2 separate regions of the Homo sapiens genome follow, and region 1 is linked to region 2. Evidence: read pairs that join two places in POLR2A ChIA-PET (ENCODE). Cell type or tissue: OCI-LY7. All regions are shown on one strand. Each heading gives the region's core, and the rest is flanking DNA. Links, peaks and the distances in the headings are about the cores only. Region 1 has its middle 42 kb from the start of SLC2A1. Region 2 overlaps SLC2A1-DT (SLC2A1 divergent transcript).

Region 1 (5,372 bases), core at 97-5,096, 63 kb after region 2:
ACCTTGTGATCTGCCCGCCTTGGCCTCCTGAAGTGTTGGGATTACAGGCGTGAGCCACCACGCCTGGCCTTTGATTTTTCTTCTTTAGCCCGTTGATGTAATTACATATAGATTACATTAATTGAGGGTTGTTTTTTCAGGTTTTGTTTTTGTTTTTGTTTTGTTTTTAAGACAGACTCTCTCTTTGTCACCCAGGCTGGAGTGCAATGGGGCAATCTCAGCTCACTGCAACCTCTGCCTCCTGTGTTCAAGCAATTCTCCTGCCTCAGCCTCCGGAGTAGCTGGGATTACAGGTGCCCACCACCACACCCAGCTAATTTTTGTATTTTGGTAGAGATAGGGTTTGGCCATGTTGGCCTGGCTGGTCTCAAACTCCTGACCTCAGGTGATCTGCCTGCCTCAGCCTCCCAAAGTGCTGGGATTACAGGCGTGAGCCACCACGCCCAGCCAATTGTGTTTTTAATGTTGAACCAGGCTTGCATGCCTGGAATAAATCACATTTGGTCATGTATATAATTTTTTTAATGCATCATTGGGTGTGCTTTGCTAATATTTTGTTAAGGATTTTTGCATTTATTTTCATGAGAGATACTTGTCTGTAGTTTTCTTTTAAATTTATTTATTTATTTTAAATTGACAAATCGATTTGTAGTTTTCTTGTAATGTATTTGTCTGGTTTTAATATTAGGGTAATACTGGCCTCATAGAATGAGCTGTTTCTATCTTCTGGAAGATGTTTAGAAAATTGGTATAATTTTTTTCTTAAATGTTTGGTAGAATTCACTAGTGGATCCATCTGAGCCTAGTACTTTTTGTTTGAGGAGTTTATTATTTATTGATTCTGTTTCTTTAACAGATGCAAGCCTGTTTCAGATTGTCTACTTCTTGTGTGAGTTTTAACAGATTGTGTCTTTCAAGGAATTGGTCCATTTCATCTGGGTTGTCAAATCTGTGGGCATAGAGTTGTTCATAATATTCATGTATTATTCTTTTAACATCCATGGGATTTGAATTGATCTCCTCTCTTTCATTTTCAGTATTTGTAATTCATGTCTTTTCTCTTTTTTTCTTAGTTAGCTTTGCTAGAACCTTATGATTTTACTGATTTTTACAAAGAAACAGGTTTTGGTTATGTTGATTTTCACTATTGATTTCCTGTTTTCAATTCATTGATTGCTGATATAATTTTTATTATTTATTTTAATCTGATTGCTTTAAAACTGTGTATAGAATCCTAGGTTTTTGGCTTTTTCTCTTTCAACACTAAGTATTCCACTCCATTATTTTCTTGCTTACGTGATTTCTGAGAAGAAGTTGGATATAATTCTTATTTTTGCTCCCCTATAGGTAAGTGGCTTTTTTCCTCTGGCTTCTTTCAAAATTTTTTCTTCATCTTTAATTTTCTGCAGCTTGAATATTATATGTCTAGGTGTAGTTTATTTGTTTGTTTGTTTTTGGCATTATTTTGCTTGGTTATTTCTGAGCTTCCTGATCTGTGGTTTGGTGTCTGGCACTAATTTGGTGAAATTCTCAGGCATTATTGCTTCAAATGTTTCTGTTGTTCCTTTCTCTCTTTCTTCTTCAGGTATTCTCATTATGCCTATATTATACTTTTTGTAATTAGATATTCTTTCTCATTTTTTTCATGTCTTTTTTCTCTTCACTTTCAGTTTTCAAAGTTTCTGTTGACATATCCTCAAGCTCAGAGGTTCTTTTTTCTCCAGCCATTTGCAGTGTACTAATGAGTCCATCAAAAGCTTTCTTCATTTGTTAGTGGTTTTTTTCTTATCTCTATCATTTCTTTTTTATTCTTTCTTATAATTTTTATCTTTCTGTTTAAATTGTCCATCTGTTTTTGCATGTTATCTACTTTTTCCATTAGAGCTCTTAACGTATTAATCATAGTGAGAGGTGACAACGTGCTAGCAGCCCTTGCTCGCTCTCAGCACCTCCTCGGCCTTGGCATCCGCTCTGGCCATGCTTGAGGAGCTCTTCAGCCTGCCGCTGCACCGTGGGAGCCCCTCTCTGGGCTGGCCGAGGCTGGAGCCAGCTCCCTCTGCTTGCAGGGAGGTGAGCATGGAGAGTCGCGGGCGGGAACTGGGGCTGCCCACAGCACTAGCGGGCCAGCGTGAGTTCCGGGTGGGTGTGGGCTCTGAGCCCCGCAGTCAGAGTGGCCGGCTGGCGCCGCTGGCTTAGGGCAGTGAGGGGCTTAGCACCCGGGCCAGCAGCTGCGGAGGGGGCGCCGGGTCCCCCAGCACTGCCGGCCTGGGCCACACTCGAATTCTCACCAGGCCTCAGCTGCCTCTCTGCAGGGCAGGGTTCAGGACCTGCAGCCCACCATGCCCAAGCCCTGTGGCGGTGGGCTCCCACGCAGCCCCAGCCTCCCCGACGGGTGCCGCCCCCTGCTCCGCAGTGCCCAGTCCCATCAACTGTGCAAGGACTGAGGCATGCAGGTGCATGGCACGGGACTGGCAGGCATCTCCGCACCCAGCCCTGGAGCGGGATCCACTCCGCGAAGCCAGCTGTGCTCCTGAGTTGGATGGGGACTTGGAGAACTTTTATGTCTAGCCAGAGGATTGTATATGCACCAGTCAGCACTCTGTCTCAAGTTCAGGGCTCGTGGATGCACCAATCAGCACTCTGTATCTAGCTAATCTGGTGGGGACTTTGAGAAACTGTATGTCTAGCTGAAGGATTGTAAATACACCAATCAGCACTCTGTGTCTAGCTCAAGGTTTGTAAATGCACCAATCAGTGCTCTGTGTCTAGTTCATCTGGTGGGGTTTTGGAGAATTTTTACCTCTAGCTAGAGAATTGTAAATACACCAATCAGCACTCTGTGTCTAGCTCAGGGATTGTAAATGCACCAATCAGCTCCCTGTCAAAATGGACCAATCAGCTCTCTGTAAAACAGACCAATCAGCTCTCTGTAAAATGGACCAATCAGCTCTCTGTAAAATGGGCCAATCAGCAGGATGTGGGTGGGGTCAGATAAGGGAATAAAAGCAGGCTGCCGGAGCTAGCAGTGGCAATGTGCTTGGCTGCTCTTCTGTGGTGTGGAGGGTTTGTTCGTTTGCTCTTTGCAATAAATTTTGGTGCTGCCCACTGTTTTGGTCCCCATTGCCTTTATGAGCTGTAGCACCGTGAAGGTCTGCAGCTTCACTCCTGAAGCCAGCAAGACCACAAACCCACCAGAAGGAGGAAACTCTGAACACGTCTGAACATCAGAAGAAATCAACTCTGGACACACAACATTTGAGAACTGTTAACAGTCACCGCGAGGGTTCGCAGCTTCATTCTTGAAGTCAGTGAGACCAAGAGCCCACCAATTTCAGACACAATAGTAGTTTTAAATTCCGATTAGGGGAATTCCAACATCCCTGCTATGTCTGTGTCTGCTTCTGATGGTTGCACTATTTGTTCAAGCTGTGGTTTTTTTTCTTTTAATGTGCCTTCTAATTTTTTTGTTGGAAAAAAATGAGCAGTTTTGTACTGGGTAAATGGAACTGTGGTAAATAGGCCTTTAGAGCCTGGGGAACAGAGTGAGACCTATCTCTAAACAAACAAACAACAACAAAACCTTAACTAAGCATGTCTGTAGTCCCAGCTATTTGGGAGGCTCAGGCAGAAGGAGCACTTGAGCCTAGGAATTTGAGGCTACAGTGAGCTATAATTGAGCCACTGCACACCAGCTTGGGCGACAGAGTGAGACTCCGTCTTGGGGGAAAAAAAAAGATATAGATCTTTAGTAATGTAGAAGTGCGGTGTTGCAGGAGGGAGAAGTGTTCTACAGTTCTATTATTAGGTCTCAGTTTTTTGGTGAGGCTTTGGGTCTAGGCTGTGAACTTCACCAGTGCTTCTCAGCTTTTGTTTTTTCCCCTTAGGTGGGGGCAAAACCACTAGAGGAGACTGAAGTTGGGTATCTCCCTTCTCCTACAGGGAAGCTTAGAGGAAGCTGGAGTTGGTATTTCCTTTCCCCCAGGTGGGAGGCTGCAGACTGCTGGAGTTGGGTATTTCCCTTCCCTGGGGTAGGTTAGGCTCTGGCAAAATTCTTTCTCCTGAGGGTAGACCTTTTTAAAAACAACAGAATGCTTTGGCATACTGCAAAATGGTTTATTTCCCCTCCCTCTGCTAGAAGCATGAAGGGATTTTTCTCTGAGATTTACTGTGAGGATCTGGTAGAGCTCTGAGAGGTAAAAATCACAAAAGTGTTGGGGCATCTCCATAACTCAGTACCCCTGGAATGTTTTTTTTCTTTTGAGACAGGGTCTTGCTCTGTCACCCAGACTGGAGTGCAGTGACATGCTCATGGCTCACTGCAGCCTCAACCCCTTTGGGCTCAAGCGATTCTCCTGCCTTAGCCTCCTGAGGAGCTGCGACTAGTGGAGTGCACTACCAAACCCAGCTAATTTTTAAAGTTTTTAAAGAGACGGGGTCTTGCCATGTTGCCTAGCCTGGTCTTAAACTGTTGAGCTCAAGCAATCCTCCCACCTCAGCCTCCCAAAGTGTTGGGATTACAGGTGTGAGCCACCATGCCTGGCCCCTGGTGGAATTTTTAACTCTCTGAGTTGTCCACACTGTTTCTCCAAAAATTGGGGCAGTTACAGTTTAGGTTTTCCTATTCCTGTTTTCAAACCTCCTGTAGAGGCTTCTGCTCATCTGTTGCATTTCCAGTAACTTGTGACTGCCTGTATTTCCTGTCTCTCCAATTTTGGCGGCAGCAATCTGCCTAGTGGTCTCATTCCTCTAACAAATCTAAGAAGAGTTGTTCAGCTTTTGTTTGGTTTTGTTATTGTTGCTCAGCCTTTTAACCTGTTTAGATGGAGTGTTACCTTCTAAGCTCCTTACATGCTGGACCGGAAACCAAATTTCTGTCCTTCGTTTCTGAAGGACAGTTTTCCTGAATACTATTCTTGCTTGGCAGGTTTTCTTTCAGTGCTCTGAATATATCATCCCACTCCCTTCTGTCCTGTAAGGTTTCTGCTGAGAAATCTGCTGATAATTTTATAAGAGCTCCCTTGTGCTTGATGAGTCACTTTACTCTTGCTGCCTTCAGAGTCTCTCTTTGACTTTTGACAGTTTATTATGTGTCTCAGGGATGGCTTCTTTGGATCATATATTGTATCCCATAAGTCCCTTAGGCTTTCTTAACTTTTCTTCATCTTTTCTTTTGTTTCCCCTGACTCAGTAATTTCAAATAACCTGTCTCAAATTTCCTGATTGTTTCTTCTGCTCAATTAGATCTGTTATGATCCCTTCTAGTGAATTGTTCAATTCAGTTATTGTTTTTTTCAACTCCAGAATTTCCATTTGGTCTTTTTCTTAACAGATTCTTTTTTTTCTTTTTAGAGACAGGGTCTCACTCTATTGCC
Region 2 (5,372 bases), core at 53-5,052:
TGTTGTTGCAGAGGCAGTATCAGCACTTGCCAGCAATGTTGCAGAGGAGATGCCTGTGTTGAATAAGGTGTGGACTCAATGACCCCTTAAGGCCTCTTCTAATTGTTAAGATTTTTGGGATTCTGAAATTCTCCACAATTCTTAGAACTTGTGGTCCTTAGGCTGGGTTATTCCAAAATTTTTGTTTCTTAGATTATTTGCTATTAAAATTCTGTGAGTCTCAGGTTTTATAAGTGGCACTAAATATGATAAGGCATACAAAAATTACAACCTAAACATATGGCCCAAATTCCTGTTAGGAAAAGGAACTACTTTTGTTGAGGAAAATGCTTTGATAAGGGCTTTGAGTTAAGACCCCACCAAGAGCCTGGGATAGCTTATGCCTGGGCTCCTGAGGAGCAAATTGGGAGGGAGGGAGAGAAGTGAGCAGAAAGATGACAGGTCAGGGAGGAATAGCTCACATCTCATTGTACATCTGGGTAGCAATAAGCTGTGCTTCACAAGATGTGATACCTCTCCAGAACATTCTGGACCTCTGTGTAATCTGCTCTTGGGAATGCTTAAGGAGAGTGATTTTATTTTTTTATTTTTATTTTTTTAACTTTATTATTATTATACTTTAAATTTTAGGGTACATGTGCACAACGTGCAGGAGTGATTTTATTTTTATATGGAATCCAAGTTTCAGTTTCATCACATTCAGGTCAGTGTGGCTCAGGACAAAGCCAGCATGTTTTGCTGGAGGCAGAGATTATGGTACTAAGTGTAAGCCCCCTGGGACTTAGCCGACTTCTCTGGGAGAAATGTGGGCTTTCTCACGCAATGGTGCATGTCATGCTGCGTCTAAGGAACTCCATTCACATCGAAGTCTATGTGAATGGCCTTCTTTAGAGGTATATTAGGTACAACCTGAGCAACTGAATGTGACAGCCCTGGAACTCAGGCATTAGAGGACATTTCGCCTCAATCTGAAGGAATGGGGAGATCTCCCTTCTTCACCCTCCTAGCTAATATTCTGGTGCACGTTATATTTATATATATTTATAAACCTCTATGTCTAAGGTTCTAAGGTCCTAGGGTTCTATGATTCTACAGTTCTCTGACTCCAAGAACCTAAGAGTATAATCAGGTTCTATAATTCTATGGCAACAAGAACCACACAGCTAATGCTATTGTGCTTGCTATACCTTCTAGGCACTGTGCCAGGCACTTTGCGTGTATTATCTCAATTAATCCTTAAGCCCTATGACATACACACTATTATTCTCTCCATTTTGTAGATGTGGAAACTAAGGCACAGAGAGTTCTGTCATCCATCCAAGATTATGGTGCCAGGACTGAAGCAGCTAGTCTGACTTAGAGTCTCTTCCCCTCTGCATTCCACTGCTGACATTCCAATAAGCTCCCTCCCTAATTAATAAGCCTCCTTTCACTGGGAGCTGCCCTTTTCTCAGCTGAGGCCCCAGAAGTTAGAAACCAGACCTGAGCCCTTGTATCCTGTGTTGGGATGTGTGAAGCTGTCATGTCGCGTTGTGTTGTAATAGGCTGTGTTATGTTTCATGCGTTTGGCTCCACTGTATTATGAACTCTTCTATCACAAGGACTGAATCTGATTTGACCTTGTAAATCCAGCTTTCAGTCCAAGGACTGGTACACTTTGGGGGTTTAAAAAAATGTTTATCATATGAGCGACTAATTGCCCAAATGGGCTGTTGGGAGTGAGTTCTGGTGTCTATTAGACACCAGGTGTCTGGCAGTCCCAGAGCATCACTGCAGGGGAGGGAAGATTTCCCCTCTACCCTCTGAGGGTTCGGTAATTGACTCTATGAAATAAACTGACAGTAGAAGAAAGAGTTACAGAAGAAAAGGTACACAAATATACTACATGCATGGGGGCATCACATGAAAGAAAAGCAAATGTCCTAAACCTCAGTGAGAGCATATATACCTCTTAAAGGGGGTGAGCGGAGGGAGGGTTCAGGCAACTTAGGAGAGAGTAAATGATTTGGAGGAAAGATGAATGGGCCTTCAGAAGAATAGGTGATATGTGATAAAGTCTGTCTGGGGGTGGTGTTGACCCCCAGTCTCCTGTCCTGTGATCTGAGTTTACTCTTCTCTGGTTGATGAGGTTCCTGGGGAGGGGAGTTATAACCATTGAGTTCCTTTTGGAGGATTTATCTTGAAGCAGATAAGGGAAGTTCAGAGAAAGTCCCTCCCTGCATTTGCTGTTCCTCAAATGCTCTCAGTTTGAAGTCCAAAGTGACGTACCTTGGGGTGGCATTTCCTGAACTCTTTCATCATCCTGAGACTGCATTCTGACGAGGCTGGCAAGGTGGGCACACTTCCGAAGGCACTTGAGCAGGTGGAGCCAAACCAAAGTTCATCCTCACCAGGAGATTGGAGCCAGGAGCAGGACACCCTTGGGTCCCAGCTCAGGATCAGGTTGTAACTAAGTCAAGATGCGGAGCCTGGAGGGAGCCTCATCGGAGCGGGGCAGGTATGAGGAAGAAACTAGCCCCAGGTGCCTCCAGGTGTCCGTATCTCATTGTTACAGGGAGCCATAAGAGAGAAGTGGCCAGAGACGTAAAGGTGCCAGAGCCAGGTGTGCTTGGTGCTCTACCTTGTAGTCTCTTCTCCCTTCAGGACAAGGGCCCCACCTGACACCCAGCCTGGCTCTTGGGGGCTCTTCCCTAGGCTGGACTTTGCCCTGACTCCCAGGTATGAGCTGGAGTCCTGCTGTGGACCTTCCCAATCGCTAGACACAGATGCAGCTGCATCTGTTGACTTTGAGCCTGCTCAAGCCAGAAGCCCAGGAGTGCCTTCCTGACTCAGCCTCCCTTTGGTCCTGAGCCCTGCAAACACACAGCTGCCTTTAGTGTGGCCAGCTCCACAGCCCATCTGCCCCTCTCCCACCTCAGCTCTTACACTGAGAGGTGCTCACACTTGCTGAGCTACCTGCCCTGTCCTAGGCTAGGCATCAGCTTCTCCTACCTGGCCTGTCTGATCCTCTTTATTGAACACTCTGCCTGACCTCTGCCTCTTCCACCCATTCCCCAAAATCAACTTCCATAGCATTGTTCTAAGAGGCAGATCTGGCTGGGTGTGGTGGCTCACGCCTGTAATCCCAGCACTTTGGGAGGCCAAGGCGGGCGGTCAGGAGTTGGAGACCAGCCTGGCCAACATGGTGAAACCCCGTCTCTACTGAAGATACAAAAAATGAGCCAGGCGTGGTGGCGGGCACCTGTAATCCCAGCTACTCGGGAGGCAGGAGAATCGCTTGAACCGGGAGGTGGAGGTTGCAGTGAGCCGAGATTGCGCCATTGCACTCCAGCCTGGGCGACAGGGTGAGACTCCATCTCAAAAAAAAAAAAAAAAAAAAAAAAAAAGATGCAGATCTGACCATGTCCCTTCTCTCCCTAAAATCCTCCAATGGCTGCCCACTGCCTAAGGCAGAAAGTTCTAGTTCTTCAGCCCAGCTTCCCAGGCCCTTCATGGATGCCCCTGCTCATCTCCCTGCCTCCACTCCCTCTGCTCCCCTGAACCTGCCATGCTGTAGCCATCACAAACTTCGTGCCTTTGCATTTGCTATTCTCACTGCTTGGTATGCGCTGCATAAATTCCTACTCATTCTTCAAGAATCAGCCTTCCCTGGGTTACTCCTTGGTTTTATAACACCCTATGCACAACTCCACAGTGGCAATTATCATGTTATATTAGAGCTGTCTGATTGTGTTGGTGACCCCATCCAACTGGGAACACCACATGAGGCTGTATATTGCCTATGGCTTTATCCTGTGCCTGGCACATGGTACCTATGTGTTGAATGAGAAAGGAAGAAGTAAATGAATGGCAATGAGCGAGTGAAACAGTGCCATCGGTGATGGTGTGGGTGGGGTTGGTGTGGGCAAGGGATCCTGATGAAAGGAAACAACAGAACACAGCATGAAGACACAAGAGCCGACTCCAAGAGGGAGGTGAGGAAGCTGCCCCGGGAGCGTTCCCCCCATCTCTCTGTGGGAGTCCGTCCTGGACCGGAGCTGTGTGCTCTGAAATCCTCGGCATCCCTGTCATTTCCTTGTGTTTGTTGTTTCTGCTACCCCTGTGAGGAAATGATCCTTAACCCTGCCCCTGGGAAGAGTTGCTCAGACCTTACCCAATGTTGTTGTCTCCTGTGTAAGATGAGGTGGGAAGGCGGCTGCACAGCTCACTCCTACCCCATGCACCAGGACCCCCCTGGTAGGGGGCACCGAGGGCACGGCCTGGGAGTTTGGCCTGCAAGGCTAGAGCCAGGACAAGAGACCGGGCCTGTGAGAAGGGGGAACCAGGAAGCCACAGGGCCTGGAGGCTGGACCACTGAGCCCTGCAGCCACTGCTTGAGCCCCCAGGGTGGACTCCTGTCCCAGCTCTCTTGTGCTTAGCCACATGCCTGATGACACGCACTTCATGCTTAGCAGAGCCAAAACAGCAGGAATCACCCAAAGCTTTAGGTCAGGAGGTTGCGGGGAGAAACTACCTATTTTATTCACTTTCAGTACCCAACAGCATGCTCAGCACATCGTGGAGGGGCTCAAAAACTGTTGGGAAGAAGGAAGGAAGGAGGGAAGGCTGTCTGTCCTTGCTGGATCCAGAGGGCTATAGGGAAGAGGCACTTCCAGGGGTCAGCCCTGGTGGTAAACATCAGAGTGTGGGACTGCTTTGGAGAGGGGTGGAAGGCTGGGGGTCAGAGTCTCCTACACACACTTCCCACCTTCTCAAGCTCTCTCCCCATATATTGGAGGTCTGGGGTGGGCATCTCAATGGACCCTATTCCTGTTTAAAGATATCCCCCCACCCTCTTCCATGGCAAAGGTTCCCAATTCTGGGTGGGCATCAGAATTTCCTGAGAAGCTTTAAAAAGTGAAGATTCTTCAATCTAAATGCCCATCTGGGATGGAGTGGATAAAGAAAATGTGGCAAATATACACTATGGAATACTATGCAGCCATAAAAAGGAACAAGATAATGTCCTTTGTGGGGACATGGATGGAGTTGGAAGCCATTATCCTCAGCAAACTAATGCAGGAACAGAAAAGCAAACACTGCAGGTTCTCACTTATAAGCTGAATGATGAAAACACATGGACACATTGGGGAGGGGGAAACAACACACACTGGGGGCTGTTAGGGGTAGGATCGGGGGAGGGAAAGCATCAGGAAGAATAGCTAATGGATGCTGGGTTTAATACCTAGGTGATGGAATGATCAGTGCAGCAAATCATCATGGCACACGTTTACCTATGTAACAAACCTGCACATCCTGCACATGTAACCCTGAAGTTAAAATAAAAGTTGAAGGAAAAATGTAAAGATTTATGAGTCCCACTTGAGACCTAC

What was found. ChIA-PET counts read pairs that join two places held together with the same protein. Peaks named below come from ENCODE experiments on the same cell type or tissue, not always from the same donor. Only the 100,000 strongest peaks of a DNase experiment are listed, where the experiment ranks them.
Region 1: POLR2A ChIA-PET joins it to region 2 with 7 read pairs; 14 of 35 experiments call an interaction of 5 or more read pairs at or near these places.

What each region holds. Positions count from the first base shown.
Region 1 is chr1:42,914,077-42,919,448 of GRCh38, reverse strand. No RefSeq gene overlaps it. Among named protein-coding and RNA genes, the nearest start is that of SLC2A1, 42 kb to the left of the region's middle. In OCI-LY7, for the core only: no CTCF peak of the experiment used is centred there; no DNase peak of the experiment used is centred there.
Region 2 is chr1:42,977,483-42,982,854 of GRCh38, reverse strand. The region is part of intron 3 of SLC2A1-DT (SLC2A1 divergent transcript); the gene reads right to left. Among named protein-coding and RNA genes, the nearest start is that of SLC2A1-DT, 21 kb to the right of the region's middle. In OCI-LY7, for the core only: no CTCF peak of the experiment used is centred there; DNase peaks (open chromatin) are centred at 1,804 and 2,244.